Linked DNA regions of Mus musculus: region 2 is linked to region 1. A link is a loop called in an ENCODE intact Hi-C map of the cell type or tissue named here. Cell type or tissue: left cerebral cortex. All regions are shown on one strand. Each heading gives the region's core, and the rest is flanking DNA. Links, peaks and the distances in the headings are about the cores only.

Evidence for each region. Peaks named below come from ENCODE experiments on the same cell type or tissue, not always from the same donor. Only the 100,000 strongest peaks of a DNase experiment are listed, where the experiment ranks them.
Region 2: a loop joins it to region 1, with 2.3 times the contacts of the local background. A loop is called at or near these places in 1 of 42 quality-filtered maps.

The regions. Positions count from the first base shown.
Region 1 is chr2:70,102,800-70,115,377 of GRCm38, reverse strand. It overlaps Myo3b (myosin IIIB), which reads right to left. Exons shown (of 35, transcript NM_177376.4): 5 at 9,897-10,001; 6 at 9,625-9,724; 7 at 6,680-6,756. Among named protein-coding and RNA genes, the nearest start is that of Myo3b, 70 kb to the right of the region's middle. In left cerebral cortex, for the core only: no CTCF peak of the experiment used is centred there; a DNase peak (open chromatin) is centred at 6,198.
Region 2 is chr2:70,054,203-70,066,780 of GRCm38, reverse strand. The region is part of intron 2 of Myo3b (myosin IIIB); the gene reads right to left. Among named protein-coding and RNA genes, the nearest start is that of Myo3b, 21 kb to the right of the region's middle. In left cerebral cortex, for the core only: no CTCF peak of the experiment used is centred there; a DNase peak (open chromatin) is centred at 6,261.

The DNA.
Region 1 (12,578 bases), core at 2,707-10,706:
TTGATGGATGAATTCTTTTAGAAAGTTGGTGTCTCTATTGCTCATTTTAGGTTGACATCAAGACGGGTACTTCTTAATGAAAATATTAACCAAACATAAACATTTTATTGAGAGCAGCAGTGCTCACAATTAAACTATTTCTTTTTCTTTTTGAGGACTTATTTCTTTTTATATGCATTGGTGTTTTGCCTGCCTACACGTATGTCTGTATGGGGATGTCACAGGAGTTACGGACAGTTGTGAGCTGCCGTGTGGGTGCTGGGGATTGCACCCTGGTCCTCCGGAGGAGCAGCCAGTGCTTTTATTACAACCCATCTCTCCAATCCCAACAATTTCTGTAGACTTAAGGAGGAGGACTTTAGGGACTGGGGTGGCTCCGATAATAAAGGACTTGCTGTGGAAGCATGAGAACCTGAGTTCAAATCTCAGCACCCGGCACATGAAGCTAGCAAGGTAGCATTTGTCTGTAACCTTAAAACTAGGAGAGTAGAAATAGGTACGTCCTTGGATCCCACCAGCCAGCCAGCCTATCCAAATTGATGTACACAACTTCAAGCTCTGACTTCCACATGTACGCAAATACATATGCACACACACACAGGCACACACGCACATGTGCACACACATGTGCACACACATGAATACATACAAATATATGTGATGATGCTGAAGAGTTTGGAGCTACATATCTCAGCTCCAATCCTCACTGTCCAAGGACAAAGAATGGTTACTGGCTGTGACGTATTTATCTCACCAGCAAGAAACATTAGGGCAGAAACAGCCACGCCATCCTTGGTGGGTCCCCAGGATCCTAAATCAAATAACGCTCATCAAAAGCACTCAGTGCCTCATGTGCAGCACGAAGCACTTGTTTGGGAACCAAGCTCACAAGCAGGAACTTAGGGAAAATAAATGGTAATAATGGCAAAAAAAAAAAAAAATTTACAGAACTGTAATGTTTTGTGGCTTTTTCAACCCTTCAACAAAAAATATCTCATTTCTCATTTCTATTCCTGGCGAGGCCAAAGGAAATGGCATTGCCGTATCATTTAGCTAGGAATGGCATAATTAATGAAGTCAAGAGTGGTTGCAAAAAGCTTGCGCTATTTCTGCATTGGTGTAAGATGGTTGTTATGGCAACCGTTCCTGTCAAGGACCCTGGGCAGGGCAGAGAGCATCGTCACAGCACATCTGTTTCTCCACTCTGCTGATTAGCTCTTGTTTGCAACAACAAGCAGATGGAAGTAAAAAGGGGGGAATTTTTTTTTCAGAAAAGAAGCAAATGTTTATTTTATTCAGGAGTCTGTTTTCTAATACAGAAACAGGGTGTTAGCTGCCTGGGGGGGGGGGGGATGCTGAGTACACCAGGTCTGGCTACACGGGATGCTTCTCAGTGGCTGAAACTGCAACATGAAGTCAGGCTGTACATTGCAGGTAGCAGTTTTTTTAAATGATGCCTCTCAAACTCCCATTTCAGAGCATCCTTCTGCCATACTTTTGTGTCTTGTTGGATGAGCAGGATAAACATGTTGTTTACCAGGAGCGCATCTCCCACACACAGCATCCCTTATGAACACCCTTGAAACCAAGCAAGCATGAGAATTATTTCCATCTATAAAATGGGGTTTGCACTCTCATACTGCCTGGGAACACAAATGGCTTCAGCACTTAGTAGATAAGCAGTCTGGGACACAGCATCTCCAAGCTTAACTTTGCTTAGTAGTGAGATGGGAAATAATCTCCATCATTGAGAATGAACAAAAGTGCATAATAAAAAGGCACCTATCAGAGTCAGGGTGTGGGAGCCAGTCCCAGTGAGTGAAGGCTTCCTTCCTGCTGGACGCATGCTTAGCAAGCTCCATATCCCAGAAATTCAACACTTAGCTGGCGTGTGGCAGCGGCCATAGAAGGAAGAGCTGCCTGTGCTGGCCTGAAGCTCTCTCCCTCCTCACCAAGGCTTTGCCCCTGTAGTTGGTTAAGAGACTGGGGATGTACCAGGCAGAGGCATGGTGTCTCCATAGCTGAGGAAAACTCAAGAGAATGGAGATATGTTAATATTTAATAGCTGCACACACCAGCTAAGTATATGGTGTCACTTCAGCACAGTCTACAGATAAAAACTCAATAAAAACTGATGTCATTTCTAAACACACACATACATATGCACACACACATGCACACATGCACAATGCATACATGAACACTTTCACATACACACACACATATGATATCTGTGGTCTCCTGATTTTTGCCTATATGTGAGACTTTTTTTTTTAGTATTAAACACGAACAACTATCTATTGTCTCTTTCCACTGCCTCCTTTTAATTCTGTTCAGTTTTTCCCAAGATGTGATGGCAACTCTGGTAGATTGTCAGCTACCCTCACCCATTACTAACACAAAGTAGGCTCTGCCTCTTTCTCCTACCCACAGGAAATTGTCAGGTGTTTGTTGGGTATAAATATGTGCTAAATGATACTAATGTAGATACTAGCATGAATTATACTGAAGTCTTTTAGTTCACTGAATCACAAAAGATAGATTCCAGCCATATACCCGCTCATATACCTATCCCATGTCCCTGGGCACTTGGCCAGACCAGGTATTGGGTTCTTCATAACACTCACAGTCGTACTAACAAGCATCTCACAGATGAGTCTGTGTGTTTATAAAATAACATATACAAACACTCTATACAAATGTAAGGTGCTGCCATTATATGAATATTACTGATAGAGAAACCAACCATCTGGAGGCAGTATAGGAGAAAAGAAACAATGAGAAGTTGTTTGTGTTCAACACACACAAAGGTACCTTAGCTAAAATCACAGACCAGACACGAGACAGGCACTCATGTGGTATGTGAGTGTGAGTGTGTGTTTGTGTGTGTGTTCACACACGTGTATGTCTGTGTGCATGTGTGTGTATGTGTCTATTCATGTGTGTCTGCACCCATGCATGTGAGTGCACATGTGTGTGTACAGTCACTCTGAACAAGCACCTGTGACATACAAGGCTTGAAGGAGAGGGGGACCCAAGCAGTTACCTGAGAGCCTTAGAACCATTGACACTGTGACCAAACCCCAGACTAAGAGAGGGCCCATTTCTGCGGTGCTGAGTTAAGTTAAGCTCCATGCCACTAGCAAACTTTCACAGATGTGCACATCTGACTCCAGGATTGGTGCAATGGAGTCAAGGAAGGCTTCTATGGAATCTTACCACACACGGTGCTTTTTCCAGGGGCTGTTGAAGTGCTGGAGTGACTCCTGCCTCTCAGCTCATCACAGGCACTGTGCCTATACATCCACCACCAAGGAAGTCCCTGGACAATAAAGTCATATAGCTCGTAGCAATCACAGCCAGGGAGACTTTGAAAACTGGAGTTTCAGGGCTGGGAGTGGAGCCCAGTGGTAGAGCATTTGCCTGCGTCCCAACCTCAATCTTCAGAATAAGAGAAAAAAAAAAAGATCTTGGACTTTGGTGACTCTATTGAGGGGCAGAATCATGAACTCTGGAATCTCCAACCCCTGGTCTTATCATATGAAAATAGTTTTCTATTGTCTAGATTATTTTTCTCATGGCAATCTAAAACATATTTTCTATGTAGGGACTCTCCTCCTCTTTTTCCTCCTCCATCTCTTCCTCCTCCATCTCCTCCTCCTCTTCCTCCTCCTCTTCCTCTTCCTCCTCCTTCTCTTCCTTCTCCTCCATCTCCTCCTCCTCCATCTCCTCCTCTTTCTTCTCCTCCTCCTCCACCTCCTCCTCCTCTTCCTCCTCCTCCGTCTCCTCCTCCTCCTCTTTCTTCTTCTCTTCAGCAATTTGCTCCCCAGCAGTATGTATCAGAGTATTCGCACCGTTAGCATCCTGCCTCACACACATTGCTCAGTTGACAGTGCTTTACCAGTATTTTTCTTTGTCAGCAGTGCCTACACCAGGCACCGAGGGGAAAAGGCTAGAGATGTTGATTATAGCTTCTCACAGCCCAAGTGAATTGTGAGTCTTGACATCTTGTCAACATTTGATTGTGATATGGTCACATTCTGTTAACTACCTGGTTCGTAGGATAGCCCACTTGAATTAAAATATCACACTTACATTGGTGTCATCAAAATAGAAGGAAATAATGGTTTAATTTCTCAGAAATAAAATAAGATCAAGGGTATTTTTGTGGTCTTTTAAAAATAAAGTATAGGCCATCTGCAAGTTTGATTCCACTAGCCTTGTTAGGGCAGGCACTGTTGCTGTATTTAATCTAAATCCACTTATTCACACAAACTGAAGGGAAAGCATATACAATCAATATTGCATTTAGGCTTCACATGCAGACAATGCTAATTTGAACCATTACTGATTGTACTTTTCAAAGACTGCATAAACGCTTGCCTCACTGATCTCACAAATAGGACGTTGTTCCTGTGGGTGTATATGCAGGGCCACAGAGCTGAGTGAAGCTTGGCTGGGGAAAGCGATACTCTATTTCAGTAATAAGGTATGAGGATGATGGGGGAGAAGTACAGAGGGTCAGAAAACCAAATAGAGGTGTGTAGCAGTGGGGGGACAGGGAACTGGGGGTAGCTACTAGGAAGTCCCAGATGCTAGGAAAGCAAGAGGCTCCCAGGACCCAACGGGGATGGCATTAGCTGAAATGCCCAACAAAGGAGAGAGCGAACCTGTAGAGACCATATCCAGAGGTTAGGCACAGCCCCCATTTGAGAAATGGGGTCACCTACTCATCTCAAAAATATTAGCCCAGAATTGCTCCTGTCTAAAAGAAATACAGGGACAAAGAGAAGCAGTTTGCTGGGATTAGAACAGGAGTACCTCCTTCCACATTATGCCACTCAACGAGCTGCACATCTTTGGTTAGCGTCCCTTTCAGGACACATCACTTGAAATCTAAGGAGGTATTTGCCAATCCAATAGCTTTGGTGCCTTCCTTGAGGTGCAGTCCATTCATCTGATCCCTCTGGCTTCCTCACCAAATGTTCATTCATCCAGCAAATATGCATTGAGCGCCTACTCTGGGCCAGCACTGAATGGAGAGTTTCAGGGTTCAAGTCCCCACCAAAGTTTCAAGTCCTGGGAGTCCAGACCCTCCCATACTGTGCAGAGATGACTTGTGGGCTAAGCGCAGGCTGGGTGTGAAGGCTGCAGTGGCAGGCTACTACCCAGAGATAAGAAGTAGGAGCCTCCATGTGGCCCAGGAATGTGGGAGGGAAATCCGTTGCCCACTACTGTTAGTGAAGGGGAAATTGAAAATAAACTTGGACAGATATAATACGGGATAGGAGGACTCTGCTCTCCTTCAAAGGAACCATGAGCCTCCGCCCCTGTGGGGTTCACCAGGTCCTTATGAAATGTGTATTTCTTCATTTTAATGTCAGTGGTTGCACTGTCACAAATGCAAACCTCCCAGATCACCTGGGTAACTAACTACCTGCCGTATAGTTTTAGTACCCACACTCATTTGCTATGAGACTGTGCCCGGCTCACAGAAAGCAATGGCTAGAAGCCAGAGGAGTTATTGTTCTCAAAGAGAGATCATGTGGACTGAAACGCAACCACATGGCAGTGGGTAGGGATCAGGTCAACACGTGGCATGTGGTATGCCAGACTCAAAGAACCCACACTTGTGTGCTGAGACACAATCGAGTGCTAAGGCATAAAACAATAGCCTGTCTCATCAAACTGCTGATTAGCAGGTCACTGGCTTTGTAGTTTTTAAATATTTTTAATGGGTCTATAAATATGTGATAAGAAGTTTAGATCTAGTTCCGAACTTTTAAACCTATTTAAGAAACGTTTACAATAAGTAAATAATGTAATCTGCCAGCTTTTGCTTTTTGTTTAAGGTGGGTCTATTACCCAAATAAAAAAATGGAAGGCCATATACGGTGGGGAACATTGAAGAAGATTGAGTAGCGACTGGTCGGAGCAGAGACTGGCATGAGCTACCTACTGTCTTAGCCTCCGTATGATCGGCCATCATACAGAAGACTGACCATGCATACAGAGTGGAGATGGAAAGCCCTCTAGGAAGGCGACTGCCTGTGTCCTCTGATACAAAGAATCCATTTGCTTTCTCCCAGAGAGCTGCTTTCAGGTGAAGGTCGGGTGCTGGGAAGTGCTGACCAAACAAGCCAGCTGCACGAGTGACTCACACACAGCTTACCCGGCTGGAAAGCTCCCCGACTTCTGTATGCCTCATCTCTGTTATTGAGGCCAGAACTAAATTAGGACCAAACTCTTTTCTATTGCAGCAAGCTAACAGTGTACCCAGGAGAAGTTGCTATGAACATGGTTGGAACAGCTAGAGAAACTGCATGCAGCTCTGTAGGCTGCTTGGAGCTGAAATGAGGCTCACCACCAAGCCATAGGTTGTAGGCTTGTTTATCTAGGAAAAGTAGTTTGCCAAGTCAGGCCCCTGGAAGAAAGCTGCCTCTCCCAGAGGGTCACCATTTCCTAAGGGGGTGAAGGCACCCTATGAGCTGGCTGTGACTTAGTCCTGATTCTCTGAGATTAAGTCTTATCAGTCAGTATCCCTCACCAATGAGTATTTTAGAGTTCTATAAGGATAAAGACTTCTAGCCTGAACACTGTAGAGAGCATGCCATGCCCATAAAGAGGCACAACATCCAGACACTGAACAAGTGCAAAGAACTAGATATTTCCTGCTTACCTCAGGAGCCATCCAGAATGGGGTCCCAACTGATGTGTTTCTCCGCAGCCGTGTGCTTGTAAGTTGAGCAGAGACACCTACGGGAAAAGGGTATCAGGATTTACCAGTGAGCACGAGATGCTAGATCGAGGTTGGCAATGTTTTCTGTAAAAGTCCCAATAGTGGCTATTTTAGGTGTCATGGTTCCTGTCACAATTACTAACTGCTACCATAGTGCTAAAGCAGCTACAGAAAATGCATCAATGAGTGAGTGTGCCCATATCTAAATAAAACTTCATTTATGGATGCTGAAATCTGAATCAAGTATAATTTTCACATATCATAATATAGTCTTTTGAGGCTTTAGCAGTCATTAAAAAATATAAAAATTAGACAAAGCATGGTGGCACACGTCTGCAATCTCAGCATGTGGGATCCCGCTAAAGCAGGAGAATCGAAGATTTAAAGTCCAGCCTGGGCTACATAGTGAGTTTGAGACCAGTCTGAGCTATAACAAGATCTGGACTACAATGACTATATATGTACATATATATAATTCTTAGGTCATGGACTACATAAAAATAGAAGGTGGGTCATATCTTTCCCATGAACAATACTTTTCTAACCTCTGAATGGAGTTTTGATCATTCTATCAAAATCATTAGAATTTCTGTTTCCTGATGAATATTCTTGTCCGTGTGAATGGAAATTTGGAATATAAAGAAAAACATCAACAACTATGATCAGCCCAAAATATCTCCCTATTATGTTTCTCAATTATTTCAGATGATTTCTTTAATAAGTGTTTCATTTTATGGAGGAGGAAGATTGGCAAGAATTATCTCTAATAGAGCATCAGTGTAGTCACAAAAAGATTTCCATCCCTTATCGAGCCTACAAGACTAGCAACTTGGCAAGAAAGCATTGCTTCTGAAATGGAAAAAGAAATTGACAGCGCTATTATCTAAAGCTCACTGTTGAGGACCTGAATTTCAATATTAGTCCAATGTCCTCCAATGACCTCTCTTCTTTGTACCATCAAATAAAGTAGAGGTAAATGTAGGCTGGATGGAAGGTTCAGAGGCTCTCTCGCCTTCCAGCTCAGCAATGCCCTTTCACTGACGATGTATCTGCCCTGTCTTTGAGCTGCAATTTCTCAGTCTTCAGGCTCAGGACAATGGCAACCGTCATGCCTAACGTATAGGTTCTTCTGAGACCAAATCCGAGGATAATCATGTCATGTACTTTATAAATGTAATGTATTTTTATTTTTTTGTACTAAGCGATAGTCTAGCACAGTCCTATTGAAAATGAGGAACTTCAGCACTACTGCAACTGAAGACAAGAACTCAGGGCTTAATACCATATGCTGCTTAGCAATGGACACACCCTAGAGACCATAGGGCCTGCATGACTTGCAGAGAACCACAGGCTGGTTCCTGGGTTAGCCATTTGCATTCTTTTTCATAGAGATCCAGAAAGGGCTGCTTCCCCCCATACACACACACACACACACACACACACACACACACACACTTGATATATGAACCTCAGCCTTCCAAACAGCTCCATGTCACAGTGCCACAGATAATCGCCATTTCACCAAGTCCCCCATAACAATACAGTAATCAAACAGTCACCCTTTCTGCTTTTAGTTTCTGGAATCTTCTCTTACAGAAACTGGATGCACAGGAACTTTCCACTGGGAAGATTAAGGACGCTTTCTCTCTCGAAGCTTGCTAAGCTGACACCTGAATAAGTCAGCTTGAAGCCCTATCCTCGCTCACCCTTCCAGGCTATATGGTCAATACCCTCAAGGCCATGCGGAAAGTACATTGCTACAGTTCTGTCACTCCTCCTATTGACAGAGGAGCACAGCCTTGGACAACTGGCTCCCTCTACCCTTTTTCTTGACTAGCCTCTTAAAACACAGACCAACACACCTAAAGCAACCTCATTTTAAAAACTGATTTGTAGTCTATGTGCAGCAGTGTTTTGTCTATCTGTGCACCATATGCATGCAGGAGACCAAGTAGGCCAGAAGAAAGTATCCTGTTCTCAGGATCTGGGGGTACAGACAGCTATGAGCCTCCAAACAGGTTCTGGGAGCAACAGAAACTGAGCCATCTGTCCACTCCCACTTTCATTCATTCTTCAATAACTTCTTTTTCTCAAATCGTTTGCTGATACATTCATATACCAAATTCATATTTCTTATAAATAAAAAAAATGAATATTAAAATTTCCTCTGGTGATGTTAGGAACAGTTAGGAGTACTCTAAATGGTTTCTCATTATTTGTAACAATAACCCAGAGGTACTAACTAATCTTAAACTTATTTAGAGGAGTAAATCACTCTGTATGCCAAAAAAGAGAGCTCAATGGCTTGTGGGTTTAGGACTGTCAAAGCAGAGGTTGGGAGAAGAGGCCACATTCTCCCGCCTCAGGTAGAACTGTCTGCATTTCCTATTAATGTTTTCGGGTCAACCAGCCTCACGTGTTGAAGCAATAGTCAAGAATTTCACATCCCCCAGGCCCAAAAGACCAGTTTACCTTCTGTGCACTGCAAATAAGTATGCCCAAGGCTAGAGAAAGTCATTTAAAAGACCAAACTGCTTTCTCTTTTCATATGCAAAAGAGAGATGAAAAATGTAAATTATAGACAATTGCCCTGAGGTGGGAGAGTCTCACAGAAAGCAAAAAACAAACAGAACCAGAATTCCATTTTCTGTCGATTTTTCCTTTCGCAATACTTTTATTTTCTATTTTTAATAAAATTGCTTTGAAAGCTGAAAATAATTAGCAAAGGGCATCTGGAAAGCCCCCTCCCTACTCTTGGGCCCGTTTGCCTGGAAAGTCCCTGAGCTTGTGGCACAGCAGAGAGCCCCGGTCTTCAGAGATTGCAATAAATTGTCCCCTTTGGCTAAAACTGCACACATCAAGAAAACAAATGACAGACTCATTACCAAAGTCAACGAGCTTAACTCCTCCTTCTGTCGTCAGAAGAATGTTATTCCCCTTCACATCTCGGTGGATGATTCGGTGGCAGTGCAAATGCTGAAGGCCCTGTCCGGTGTCCCAGCACCATGGCGGGACAGAGAGAGAAAGAAAGAAAGCAGAGCTGTCAGCAAATGGACCCAGCAGCCCTGATCAAAGCACACATTAGGTTATTCCATCCCGAAGTTTACTCTCCATAGTTCACGTGCTAAGCCAGGCAGTGCACAATAGACATTCTTACCAAGAGGGCTCCATACAGAATGTAGGAAATCACAGCTTCGTCCAGCCTCTTGCCGCACCTCAGAAGGCCCTTGACAAGCTCAGTGACAGAGCCCCCATTACACAGCTGGAGAGGTAGTGCAGGACAGAGAGGGAGCCAGAAAACCCAAACAAAAAGAAAAGACAAATGCATTTAGAAGAAGAAAAAAAAAAATCTATTGATTACTGACAATGGGCTAAATTTTCAGATTACAAAAACTCCAGACTGAAATAGTTTGCAAATTTCTATTAGCCAACCAAATCAGGTTCTTTGTATATGTCTGTTCTTTGTTCAAAGTAATGATTTATGAGTAGTGATTTATGCTGATACCAGAAGCTGACTTTTTAATTGTCAAGTCAAATATAAAAGCACAAGTTATTACTTAGAAATATGAAAGAGAAAAAGAAGAATGTATCTGTAACCATGGTAACTTACTCGATACCTTTCACTTTATGTGACTATTGTCTTTAAAAACAACAACATATATTTTGAGGATGAAAAAGACTGAAGAGGCAAAATGAATGCCCTTGATACATATGCCCAGGGGATTCAGGGATAAACGGCACTGATTGTAGATGTCAATGTTTGCTTGCTACAAGCCTCCTTAAATCAAGGCATCTCCTTGGGTACTTTCTCTAGCTCCTCCATTGGGGGCCCTGTGTTCCATCCCATAGATGACTGTGAGCATCCACTTCTGTATTTGCCAGGCACTGGCATAGCCTCACAAGAGACGGCTAGGGGTCTGCAACCCTATAGGTGGAACAACAATATGAACTAATCAGTATCCCCAGAACTCGTGTCTCTAGCTGCATATGTAGCAGAAGATGGCCTAGTCGACCATCATAGGAATGAGAGGCCCCTTGGTCTTGCAAACTTTACATGCCCCAGTACAGGGAAATGCCAGGCCCAAGAAGTGGGAGTGGGTGGGTAGGAGAGCAGGGTGGGGGGGGGGGTATAGGGGACTTTGGGGATAGCATTTGAAATGTAAATGAAGAAAATATCTAATAAAAAAAGTTAAAAAAAGAAAAAAAGAAAAAAAATCAAGGCATCTATGGGCAGTGTGATATAAACCCATGCATTTTTCTGGAGAACAAACTGGGAGCTAGCTTCAGTTGCCAATAGCTATCCTTGAGCTTATGTAAAAGCCTTTCTTTAGAGACTCTTTAGGGCTCCCTGTGGTGCTTTGTGTGAAATAAGAGTCAACTAGTGAGTTGGGGGGGGGGTTGCTCCCCTGCTTGAGTGGACTGGCCTTCTTACATAATCTGAGGAAGGACAGATCAGCAGCTAGCTATCCTAAAAGAGACAGCAGCATAGTAAGAGCTACTCAACTCTAGTTACGAACAACTGCAGCGTCTAGTGAAGGATGAGCCTATGGGTGCCTTCCCTGCTGTGTGATTGGCAGATCCTTGTACAGTACAATCAGCTTGGAGTGAAATGCTGGTGCTTTTAGCATCTAAGTTGCTCGTAAGTATGTGACTAAAACTTCAATAGGAAATCATGGCATCCTTAAAATTAGCACAAAATTACTATGAGGAAATGTTTTGTAGGGACCCGTAGTGAAATGTTTAAAGACTATGATGACCCTTTGGGTTTGGTACTATATTAAGTGACCTTGAGGTCAGCAGTCTGCTAATATCAAGTAGAACTGGCCACTCAATCCCATTGGCTCTCATGTCCCAAATGCTGTATTCCAATAGTCTATCTTCCTATAGTTTAGATGTGGAATGTTCCCCAAAGTTTATCCATTAAAAAATTGGCCTCCAGGGTGGCACTGTTAGGAGATGCTATGGGTCTTTTGGAAGAAGGGCCTTGGAGGTCTTAGGTCTTTGGGGCGCACTCCCCACCAAATGAGTGGTACAGACCACTAGATGAGCCATTCTACACAAGTTCCGTTGGCATCAGCACTCCTACCAGAGGCTCCAAACCACAAGTCTTGCTAGCCATGGATTGGAACCTCTGAAACTCTAAGCTAGCATTTTCTCTTAAAACTTAATGATGTCAGGTATTTGTCACAGTGATGAACATCAAACGGCTCCAAACTCTTGGATTCTAGTTGTACCTTACAAGACCCTGAAAGGAAAAATAACATTCAGTGTTCATCTTTTTGCTCCCAGTGGCTGCAATTAGACTGTTTATCACCCAATAATCCTAGGATGACACAGTCCCCAGCCTCAAAGGGCTCTTTGCCCAGAAATGAGCACCTAAGTAACTTCATTTGCACTGTGGAGGGAGGATGTGTCCAGAGAGTAGGGCAAACTCTGTTGAGGGAGGACGAAAGGACTGAGACATTTTTCCATTGGAGATAACATTTCAGATGAAAAAGACAAAAGGCTGAAAGACAAAAGGGTTTGGAGTAGGAAGTGGAGGAGCATCCAGAGCAAAGGAGTTGAGATATCCCAGCAAAGAAAGGGAACATGAAAGAATTCTAATCACTCTGCTGCTCTTGGGTAAAGGGAGTTGGGAAGGGGGACAGAGAACGGGCATTATAGTTCTATACTGTGTCTACTTCAAAACTATGACATCATGACGTAGGACCACGAGTGGTTCTAGAGAAGCTTTAGGCAGGAGGTCTTCAGGTTTACATTCTGAAAAGATAATTTTGGCAGCAGATTGGCAGAGGAACCGAGGACAGCAGCATCAGACACAGGCTATCATCCATCAGAA
Region 2 (12,578 bases), core at 2,338-10,337, 48 kb after region 1:
TTCCTTACCAAAGCCTGGAGAAATCTGAGCTGTGGCTGCCTTAAACCGTCTCTGAGTGAAATACATTTAAAAGCAACTACAAATTACTAATGACTAATGCCCTTCAATTTGGCCTCAAGCTGAGAGATTGTGTGCAGAAATAAAGTGTTTTATAATCCCACGGGCCTGCTCTATTATAGACTGCAGGGGACCAATCAAGTGGCTGTGAACATGTTAGCTGCATGTGTGTGCTCTCTGTGTGCTGTGTCCATGTGTACAGGGATCGTGCACCTAACCATGTGTGACTATGTAGCTGTAAGGCATGTGTGGTGTATGTGTATGTTCATGTGGAAATCAGTACTGAAAAAGTGTTTCCCCTTTTTAGTAGGAGTTCAACAGCCAGACAAAGACAGAGTTAGCTCTGAGGACCCAGAATCTGTGATGCCTGACAGGGGCCCAAAGCCAAAGCCTCACACACACACACACACACACACACACACACACACACACACTCACACACACACACACACACACTCACACACACACACTCACACACACACACACACTCACACACACACACTCACACACACACACACACACACACACCAGTTGCCTTTCAGCCAGGGTAGCCACATCTGCCCTTTGCAAAAAAGCAATCTCCAGCAAGCCCAGAAGAAAGCTTGAAGGAGAATAACTGCAGCTCACACGGGTGACCTATTTTCTGAATCCAGCTTTTGTGCAGCGTTCATTTCTTCAGCGAACAGCAGACCTTTTCAGGCCCAGAAAACAAAGCAGACTGCGTTCATCAGAATGTACGGAGTGCCAGCACAAAAGGACTTTCTTTAAAGATTATTCTGTGCATGTGTTTTGTGTCAATGTTATGTCATAGATGTGATATTAACTGCTGAGCCATCTCCCCAGCCCCAGAGGAAAGGCCCTGCTTCCCATGCAGGTCCTAAGTGGGTTGGCCTCAGATGACTATTATGGGAGGAGATGACACATCCATCAAACCCTTGCTGGCTTTACCTCCCCCATTAATCAAGATTAACTTGATGTCGACAAGTCGTGGGTGAGCCTACTGTGTGTCCTATCAGCACACCAAGCACAATGACAGCCACTCTTGAGGGTTCCCCATGCATCTCACTTGATAATTATGATTCCTTATGTCCCAACTTCAGGCTGCAAAGGCCCTTCCCTCCCCACATTGCCTGATCGAAACAAATCATCTCAGTGCTGTGCTCAGTCGCTGCAGATACAGTCGACAGGGTCACTCTTTAGAACTACAGATGTGGCGGGACACATAACATTGCTAATGGTTAGTTTCTGAAGTTGGAGAAGCATCTGATAGCTTCGAGTGACACACCGTGGGATGTATGCAGAGGACTGAGGTAAAGAGAGAAAGGGGGAGCCAGGAATAGGAAGTCAAGAAGTATCCCTTCAGGTCAGCATGCCAGGTGAGAGACCCTTGAGCAGCAGGAGCCAACGATGCTGTGTCTGATGAGCCCACAGGTTCCCAGGAAGCATCCGATCAGTTCAGGATCAAGACTCAGGTTGGAGGACTTCCAGGATCCAGTGGATCTAGATGCTCTTTTGGGGGGAGCAGTGAAGTGGTCGGTGCACACACAGCACACATGGGAGAGGAAGTCAGAGTCCAGGGAAGCACAGGGGGAGGCAGAAAGCAAGAGCGTGTCTAAGGGACCAAATATCTCACTGCTGTTGGTCAGTAATGATCTCTTGCCTTTCCATTTAGCGCTGTAGGGATCTTAAAGGGAGGTGGGAGCTGCGGGGGATGGCTCAGTGGTTAAGAGCACTTGCTGCTCTTGCAGAGGACCCAAGTTTGAGTGACAGCTCCCACCTGCAGCTTCAGTTCCAGGGTAGTCAGTGCCCTCCTCTGGCTTTCATAGACACCGAGCAGACATGTGGTACACAGATGGACACGCAGGCAAAACACCCATACACAGAGAATAAAAAGTTAGAATAAAAAGAAAGAAAGGGACGTGTTCCCCATCTCTGTAGTGCCCACCGAACTCATAACAGTCACCTGCAGACTAGCTCAGGGACTCAGACTCTCGTCATTGGAACTGATGTATTCACCAGCTTGTCTGCTTGCTGGGGGAGTAAAGTAAGGAGCAAGAACAGGATGTTAACTAGACCAGTCTGGTTCCAGAAGAGGGATCATAAAGATACTGAACAATGGCACTGGGTTAGAATTCAATTGTCTCATTTGGGGCAGAACTTTCCAACAGCATGTGGGGAGAGCCGAGATCTTTATCTTTGAAGTGATTGGGAGGTCATCCTGGTAAGCGGATGCTGGAAATTGGGTTTAAGAATGCAAGAGAGGGAGGGCAGAACAGGGAACCAGCAGGGTCCCAGGTGAAACAGGGACACGGAAGGTCACAGACAGTCTGTTCAAGCTGGGGGGTAAAGATACCAGCTGTCCCTGCGAAGGAGTGGCCCAACGGACTTCACTAGGATGGTCCCCACCCTCCCGGAGGGTACAGGCCTGGTACACCTGCCTCCTCCCTCCTCTCCTAAACCGGAACAGTACTCCTTAGCTCAGAGGGACCGCTAGAGAGAGGAACAGGATCCTGAAGAGGGCTGCTCTGCTCCACATGAAGCACTTCCACAGTAAGAACTGAAGTATGCCACATTCCCAGAGTGAGAACAGCAGCAACCTGGTAGCCATATCCCTGATTCCTCATCTCTAAGGTCACACCACATAGAATCTATTAATTTTAGATTTGCCTGGGCTACTATCTCCAGTGAAGCTAACAACAAAAGCACTATAGGGATGCACACACACAAATTCCACACTCAGCTCACCACCACCACCACCACCAGCACTACCACCACCAACAACAACAACAATAGCAACAGCAACAACAACAGCAACAGCTCAGAAGCAAAAGAATGCTGCATGTAGCTTTGAAAATGTCCCAAACATCACACAGTCAGCATCATACAGACAGGGACCTACCATGTGCTCCCTATACCTAGCCAGACCCTGTGCTAGGTGTGGGACTACATAAAATTAAAATAGATCATGATGAGATATATGAATGAATGAATGAATGAATGAATGCAGTTTTATTCCACAAAACAATTAATATACCTAAGAAATGTTGGTTGGGTATGAGATCCATTTTTTTTTCCTGGCAGAAATAGAATTTTTCATCACACTGGTTCATAATCAAATACACCCACATGTATGCACAAGAACAACCTCCAACACTCGCAAATAGAAAGACTTGGTCCTCCAAAAGGGAAGACTATTTAAAAAAAAAAAACAATTCTTTGTAACTTTATTGACTACCAGCTACTTGGTGGCTGAAAAAGTGGACAAAAGAGCTACCTTTTGGCTTTTTCCCCTCTAGGTAATTTTTCCTAGGAACATCCTATTACATTTCACTCTAAACAGATGCATTTCAGACAGAAGCAGATTATCCATTTTCTGCTCTACTTTAATATCCACATTTTCATTTCATGGGTTTTATCCCTCAATTCCAAATGACATTCTAAGTCAAATGAGAATTTAACCAATGTCACCAACTAACTGTTTTGTTTTGTTCTGTTTTTTTTTTTTTAATAAATCTTGGTGATGAGAAGAGGGCTACTGGGTATTATGAAATCTGCCCTAAATGGAAAACAGGACAGGCAATGGATGCAGTGATGGATTAAAAAGAATTTAAATCTGCTGGGCGGTGGTGGTGCACACCTTTAATCTCAGCACTCGGGAGGCAGAGGCAGGCAGATTTCTGAGTTCGAGGCCAGCCTGGTCTACAAAGTGAGTTCCAGGACAGCCAGGGCTACACAGAGAGAAAAACAAAAACAAAACAAAAAACAACAAACAAAAAAAGAAAGAAAGAAAAAAGTATATGAATCAGATACACACCTATCTATGCTGCCCACACTGATATATGCATGGTGTCAGGCATGTGAAGACCATGTCTGTGCTCACAGGGACACAGAAAGGGGGAGAGACATGACAAGGACTGTGGCTTTGATGTGGTTCATGTACCGTCAAGGTAGAATCTATACCTCCTTCTACAGAGACACCATCTCCCACCATCTCGAATACTTAAAACTATGTGACATCGTCATACCCGTTCCCTAATCATACTTTGGATAAGATCGTGTTGCAATACTTTTAGAATTCACATTTTTAAACGAGTCCTTCTAATTTACCCTCTAATCGAAGGACAGGGTGTTTTATTCTGCCAACAAATAATGCCGTGGTGCCAAGACAGGACCTCGCTGGTCTCATGACATGAATGTTTCGCAAAGAAATACAGGATGTTGTGAGCATCGGGGACACAAGCTCGATATCAGCCCTGTGGTGGTTATCCCACTGGCGCACACACAGAAAGCATCTGGGTGAGATTTCAACATCATTATTCCCCCAGGTCCCAGCCTTGAGGATTCTAGTTTAATTGGTCTGGGCTACAGCACTGAGAACCTCTGGGTTTTAAAGCCTCCCAGCTAAACAGACAGAGTCTGAGGATCCTGGTGTGTTCCTCAGTCCTGCCTAGCATGGAAAGGCCCTGGAGGGCTTGTTCAACAGACTACTCAGTCCTGACACTACCTGAGAATGAGGGCCCCAGAGTGCGCATCTCTAAGGAGCTATCTGGAGATGTAGGAGCGTACCATGAGAGACAGTGTTCCAGGGATGAGAGAGGATGCTCTGTGCTCTATGGAGGAAAGCACCATTGAAAGGCTCAGCGAAAAGACTGGATATGGGCAAGAGGCTTCCTAGAACCTCAGACTTCCTGTAGGGTCAGCTTAGCTGTAGGGCAATAAAAAATCAGTGTGCGTTGAGGTCTAATGGCAGGTGGGCATCTCCCTGGTTCTGGTCTAATGGCAGGTGGGCATCTCCCTGGTTCTGGTCTAATGACAGCTGGGCATCTCCCTGGTTCTGGTCTAATGGCAGCTGGGCATCTCCCTGGTTCTGGTCTAATGGCAGCTGGGCATCTCCCTGGTTCTGGTCTAATGGCAGCTGGGCATCTCCCTGGTTCTGGCATCTGTAGTCTTTAATGAGGGGAGAAATTACTTCTCCAGGCAAAAGAGACAGCTCCTCCCCACCCCTCTGGCCTGTCTGACTTTTTATTTTGCAATAACATTTCACTAAACTTCACAGGCTGCCCTTGAACTCACACGACAGTCTAGGTGGGCCTTGAACATGCAACCTTCCTGCCTCAACCTCCCCAGTAGCTGAGACAACAGACCTGGTTTACAAATAATCTTTTCAAAGGAATCCACACAGCAGGAATGTCCCATGAATTGGCTCTTAACTCTCTGGTTATTCAAAAATCTTGGCTGGATTATTTTGGAAAGACAGGTTAACACTTTGTAAGTATAACACTTCATATCTCTCATGATCCCCTTGCAAATGCCACCTCATTCCAGCTCTTACAGAACTCCTGGAATGAGGGCTAAGAGTGTCAGTTAGTGATAGAGGAGTTGTCTAATATGCCCAGGCCCTGGTCCAAACCACCACTGTGGTGAGAAGAGAAAAAAAGAAAGAAGGAAGGGGGAATAAAAAGAGGGGGGGGAGGAGGGAAGGAAGGAGGGAGGGAGAAAAGGAGGGGAGAAAGAGGTTCATACATCTCCACTGTGTGCTTTCACCAAAGCTAATGAGCTAACCCACTCCTGCTCCCTCTGGCCACCCCACCTCCCCACCCCCACCCCGTGAGCATTTTTCAATATAGTAACACGTTACATACATTTGCCTCTACCTAGTGGTTTTCAATTAAAACCACTTCTGGAAACATGATTTGAACATACATAAGGTTTCCGAGACCCATTTAGAAGAAGACACGGCACAACTAGATACTGATCAAAAGAAAGAAAGAAAACGGTAAAATATCTGAAGAATGCTCCCCACGTCACCATGCAGCTGTCTGCAGCCGCTGGCTCTGGCAGCCTCTGGCTCTGCTGTCTTTCTCTTTCTCAATTGGGTGCTGAGCAGGGGTCCCAGGAAGCCCTCCCATCTACCTGACCACTGTTTCAGAGACCTGCCAACTCAAGAAGACAGATTAATTAGCTTCTTCCCTCTCCTAAGCACCTCTGGCCCTCTCTAACTGCCCATCACCCCATCACCGGCAAGCTTTCATCTCTCAGTCCTTCCCAGTCAGGAAAGGCTACACATGAAGATGTGCTGTCTGCACAGGCCAGCCCACACCTGCTATTTTTCAACCCAGGGAGGTTTCCTTGGCAACCATCCACATCACTACCCCCGACTCTTCATTCGGTAAGCCCTGGTATTATCGAAGAACACAACCTCTTTATCAGGATTTGAGATCTGAAATGTTCCTTTCACAGTGCCCACCCCCTTGCCAAGCTATATCTCCTTGCAGCCTGGGATAGTGTCTAACACCAACTGTTCTTATCCCAGTGCCTGGCAAAGGTTCTCAAAAAACATGTTTGCTGGGTGAATGGATGTGATTTAGTAAGCTCTTTTTGTATGCAAGACTTTAAATACCCAAAGGGCTTATGCATTTTGGGTATTTAAAAACAAACTTGACAAAACAGTTTGCAAACAGCCATATGGTGGTTACCTCGGAAGAGCTATGGAAAATGTGAACTGAACATTTGACTTCCTCTGACTCCGTTTAAAGAATCAACAATGTCATTAGGAGGGCTACCTATGAACTGAATACAGAGGAGCCTTACCCTCTCACACCGGGTTTCCGAGTAGCAATTGGAGAGGTTGTGCATGCTCAAAGTCTCCCAGCCAAAGGCTCAGCTCACCATGTGTGTGAACCCTAGTTCATCTGGGCTTTACCTGCCCAGAGAAAAGGACAACTCTTTCAAAGCATCATACAACCATAGCTGAACACCAAGTTGGGCAGTCTTTCATAAGTCACATAAAAGCACGGGACGGGTCATGTCCCCTGTGTCTTCTAGTTACTCAAAACCAAATGTAGCAACACCCTTAAAGATGGCAGGCGCCACATCATTATACATTAGCCAGTCTGGATGAGTAGGTTGCTAACAGATACTAAGGAACGCTATGCAAGAGGGCAAGTCTCAGTAGAATTACAAGGCACTGACACACTCATTTGGAATCAAATATCACTTTAGCACTTGAAGAGAATTCAGATAATGTACTTTCTCATTTAATAGGAAAGAGAGCTTACAATAGTCACATAGATTTCTAATACAAGAGTGGTACTCGTAGCCAGTCAGAGGTAAATTTAATTTTGTGTTAGCTTAGGCCCCAAATAACACTTCAGTATCCTAAAGGACCCACTGTTAGGTCTCCGATGAGAACATCTAATGATGAATGAACAGCTTTGCAATTTAATTGAGACTCGAATTCCTATCGGACCCTTACACTGCACCAAAGGATTTTCCATATCTGTTAGTATCAAGAGTTCCCCCCTAACTTTCAAAATTAACTCCGATAGAAGAGAAATAAATCAAGCTTTTATAAGATCTTATAGACGTCAGGGTGTTCTTTTCCTGGCAGAAATTCTAATCCTTTTTTTTTCTTTTTTGAGAAAAGATTAATGACCAAAGCAACTTAGTCTAAGATTAAAATTCCCCATTTATATTAAATTTATATTGTGTGCCACGTATATCAATTCCAGAGGGGTAATTTTCTGTGTTGAATTATTTATAGTCTTTTGTAATAAGATAGCTGATAAACTTTTAAATACTCATGTATAAGCTTAATTCAAAGATGGTAAAATAAACCAATACTGACAACAGAAATCTTGGGACCCTGCAGAATGTGTGTACGTCTTTCTGTCTACCTGCATAGACATTTGCTCACTAAAATAATTGTGTCTGCATCGTCGTACGAAGACGTGGTGAATCAAAATGAGCGTAAGGAATAATGAATGATTGTGGCTATTGAATGATGAATACATACAATGAATTTCGTGACTTAAGATGACAAATCAGATAATGTCTACTGTGGTAGAGAGAGCAATAAATTATCCAATTATTTGGTTAGCCTATGAATTTTAATATATCTGACCTTGCTATTTCTCTAGGAAAGTCTGCGTGGGGGTTGATTTCGCCTACCATACCAAGACTCTTATGGTACAAATATACACTAACTACCATATACCCAACACTGGGCTGCATGGTGACATGTGCATAAATCCCCAACATGCACCCTGCTCGCATTCCTCCCATCTACTAACACATCTTACCTTGGCACTGGCCACAAGGGTTTCCAACTAAGACACAGCTATTAAAGAAGAAAATGAAATTTGCTTTGGATTGGTTAGCAGTCATCCCTCCCATTAGTTTCTGTTGCTGCTGCACATTAGTACAAATTTCACCCCTTAAAACAACACCAACTCAGTCCTGTGCAGGCCTAAAGGGGAGATGTCAGCAGTGGACCTGAGTGGGCCATGTTCCTCCTGGAGGTTCAGGAGAGAATCTGTCTGCCTTTCCAGCCTTCCTCAGTTCACGGCCCCTCCGTCTTCAAAGCCAGCGGTTCTGGGACCTCCACCCTTGACTGTGGCTTCCCCTTCTTCCTCATAGGATCATGTCATGACAGTGAGCGATCCTTGCCCTTCATTTAACTATCCCTGTAGCATTGTTTGCCATGTCTGGTGGCATATTTACAGATGACAATGACAAGGATGGGGATACAGGCAGCCTCGGGGAACATCACTCTCTACCACACCTTCCAGTTCTATGTACTGGCTGGTTTTGAGTGTCACTTTGAAACAAGCTACAGTCATCAGGAAAGAAGGAGCCTCAGTTGAGGAAATGACTCCATGAGTTCCAGCTGCAAGGCATTTTCTCAATTAGTGATGTATAGAGTCAGCCTCAGACCATGGTGGATGGTACCATCGATGGGTTGTTGGTCTTGGGTTCTATAAGAAAGCAGGCTGAGCACACCTGCAAGAAGTAGCCTGCTCCCCCATCCCTTGCCTGAATCTGGACCTCAGCACCTGCTAGGAAGAGCCTCTGACCCTTCAAATTCTATAGCAAACGCAGCCTGGCCCTTTCTGTTCTAGAGGAAGCAAGTGCCCCACGGAAGTGCAGAAGCCCAGTACTTGAACAGTCACACTGGTTAGGCCGGAGAACTGAAAAAAAAACATCTGTACATATTGTCGTCTTACTGCCCCAGCGCTTGTTTAGTGTGTAACCTAGGCAGCCTCCCTCTTTCCTTGGCACCATCTCTGCTGGCACCCACTTGGATCCCTAATACACATGAGGTGGGACTGGGGAAAACAGAATGTTCCTAAGCTTTGCCTGCTTGGTTTGGCCATGAGAAGTGGTTCTCTTCGTCTGATTCCTTCAGGGTCTCTCCCTATTTCTTGCTGCTTTGTCCTTCACTGGTCCTCTGTGAGATTCATTCCTTTTAAATGGCAGTGAATCTTGCTTTGCCTCGGAGACCCCAGTGGGCACGGTTCCACCTCTTCTGCCAAGTCTGTTTATCCAGCCCTCTGCTGATACAGCCTCGAAAGGGTTGGTGGCTCAAGACTGTTAGCCTGGCAGAGCCAGGGGAGGGAGACGTTTGCTCCAGGAAGACCTGGGGCAGGTAGACCAGACCGCCCACCACTGCTTCTCGCTGCCTCTTCACCTGCCCACTACCCCCCGGGCCAGTTTGCCTCTTCGGGATTGTATTTTCCAAGCCTTGTACTGTGTTTGTCTGATGTTAATGTGTGTTGCTCCTTGAATCGAGTTTGGAGGAAGAATTGAATTGTATGTGTGATGGCATGTTGGTAATGCCAGACTTAATGTCACATGGGCCCTCTTGGCCTAGCTAATTGAATGCTGAAAGTGGCACCGCGTGACAGCCACAGTGCTGACTCCTGAATTCTCAATAGTGTTTTGACTCAAGGGCTGGCAGCCCAGGGGATGGAGCCTGTTGGGAGCAAAGACTTCCCTCTGTTGATCCTCCCCACGTAACCCACCCAGGCCAGGGCAGCTTCTGCCTGTGTTTGGAGTTCTACATTAATGAACTACACTTAGTATAGTCCTTACTTGTATTCTCAAAAGGGTCCTACCTAGCCTGTCTTTCTTTCCAAAACCATACCATATCCTTCAGCCCCAGAGCCTGGCTGCCATGTCCATCCTCTTTGGGAGAAGTACGAATGTGTGTGTCTAAATTAAAAGAAAAAAATATTTAAACATTTTTTAACAAAATAAAATTTATTTTTGTATTAAAAAGAAAGAAAGAAAGAAAGAAAGAAAGAAAGAAAGAAAGAAAGAAAGAAAGAAAGAAAGAAAGGAAGGAAGGAAGGAAGGAAGGAAGGAAGGAAGAAAGAAAGAAAGAAAGAAAGAAAGAAAGAAAGAAAGAAAGAAAGAAAGAAAGAAAGAAAGAAAGAAAGAAAGAAAGAAAGAAAGCAGGCTGAGTAAGCCATGGGTAGCAAGCCGGTAAGCAGCACCCTTTCATGGACTGTGTATATCAGCTCCTGCCTCCAGAGTTCCGCCCTGTTTGAGTTCCTGTCCCGACTTCCTTCAATAATGAACAGCAAGATGGAAGTGTAAGCCAAATAAACCCTTTCCTTCCCAGCTTGCTTCTTGGTCATGGTGTTTCACTGCAGCAAGAGAGACCCTGACTAAGACAGCATGTAATGTTGCACTCTTTCGCAGAGGTGCTGCGTAGAACTGGAGTATGAAACCTATTTGGGGGATGAGGAAGGCCATTACTTGAGGCTTGGCTTTGACAACTTGCTGGCTGGGTAAAGCTGATCCATAGACTCAAGCTCTCTGAGTCTTTACTCTGTACACTGGAGCCAATGCTTCCAGGGATTAAAGGAAAGATGAACATAAAGCAATTAGGGGCTGGTGAAATGACTCAGCGGTTAAGAGCACCGACTGCTCTTCTAAAGGTCCTGAGTTCAAATCTCAGCAACCACATGGTGACTCACAACCATCTGTAATGAGATCTGACACCCTCTTCTGGTGTGTCTAAAGACAGCTACAATGTACTTACATATAATAATAAATAAATCTTTGGGCCGGAGCAAGCAGGGCTGGAGGGAGCAGAGGTCCTGAGTTCAATTCCCAGCAACCACATGATGGCTCACAACCATCTGTACAGCTACAGTGTACTCATATAAATAAAATAAATACATCTTTTATTTAAAAAAAAAAAAGCAATTAGCTCCCAGTCCACTGTAAGATTTGAATGCATGCGAGAGCCCCTCCCCTTCTGACTACACATTTAAAGGTACAGCAGCCTGTAACTAACTACATCCTGATGTCTGCTGTATTGGCATGGTAAGTGAGTGAAGAAAAAAGACAGTTGAATAGTAGATTAGTGGCTTTGTTGGACAATACCTTTAAACATTCAAAAGGCTGCAGTAGTTTAAGTGCAACCTAATAAAACAGTAGATTTTTTAAAAATTAGTATATTTTGGTATTGATCCTCGTTGTTACATGTGTGTGTATGTGTATGTGTGTGTGTGTGTGTGTGTGTGTGTGTGTGTGTGTGTGTGTACGTACGTGCGTGTGCGTGTGTTTCACTCCACACATTTTAAAGGTAGATCTACTGCAGTTTACTTTCCTTGCATTGCTTCCACTCAGCTGCTACAGGTCTTGTACAAAGCTATTTTGTATGTAGGAGGGAACACTTTCCTATTTGGTAGATAAATACCCAGGGACAGAATTGTTGGTTAGGCTTCTTCTTTTGCTTCAATTAAAGTTTGTGCTATTTTTCCCCTAAGTTTGCAGCATTTAAAAGTCTAACCCACAAATCAAAAACAGAGCCAGACAGTAATTGGGGGAGGCATGGGAGTCTTGTTCACGGTTTACCTCACCTTATCCCACACAGAGCCCTCCAGTCAACCCCACTCGGGGCTGCTGCAGCCAGCTGAGAAAGCTTTCTCCTTGTCCTGCTGTTTCCTCAGGCTGGCTGCTTCCCCAAGTGTCCTTTGCTTGTCTGGGAAAGGGCTTGACCAAACAGAGAATCCACCACCCCATACGGGCATACCACTTCCCTGGGCACCTGCTCCTGACCCACCCCTTTACACAGGTCCAGGCTCAGGATTAGACTGGCATTTCCTATTTCATTTTGGTCTGGGTGTTCCTGAAGGTTGGCTAATGTCCTTCAAACAACTAGGATCCAGTCACTTCTGCCCTGGGTGTCGCTTCCTTCTGCCCACAAGGCCCCCATGTTTGATTCTCTTTCCTGATAATTTTTTGTTTGGCGGGGCATGTCAATCAGCTTATAAAAGAAACTCCTACCATAGCGTCTAGCAGGAATCCCAGGCAAAGAGGGCAAGATTTCAAAGAGCTGTAAGCAGAATTCAGGGTTCCAAGAAGGCTGGAAATTATAAAGAGGCCATCAGCTTTGCTGGTAAGGTCTGACTGGGGCTTTCACATTTGCAATGGAAGCAGAAAGCAGCCTTGTAGATAAACAGAAAACACACATTCACTCACATCTTGCCAAAGACAAAAAGGGACAAACATGATGCTGGAGAGTGGGTCATGTGACCAACTGAAATTAGAAAACGTCAGAGTCATTTTTCAGCAAAGGCTAGCAAAACAGATCAGGGCACCAAAGCCTAAGGTGCCATATCACTTCTCCCTCATTGATGAAATATTTATACCTATTTGTCACCAAGCATGGCCTTCCCCTGTCAGAAGCTTTAATGAGTGAGGCCTATACGAATGCATTCCTGTTT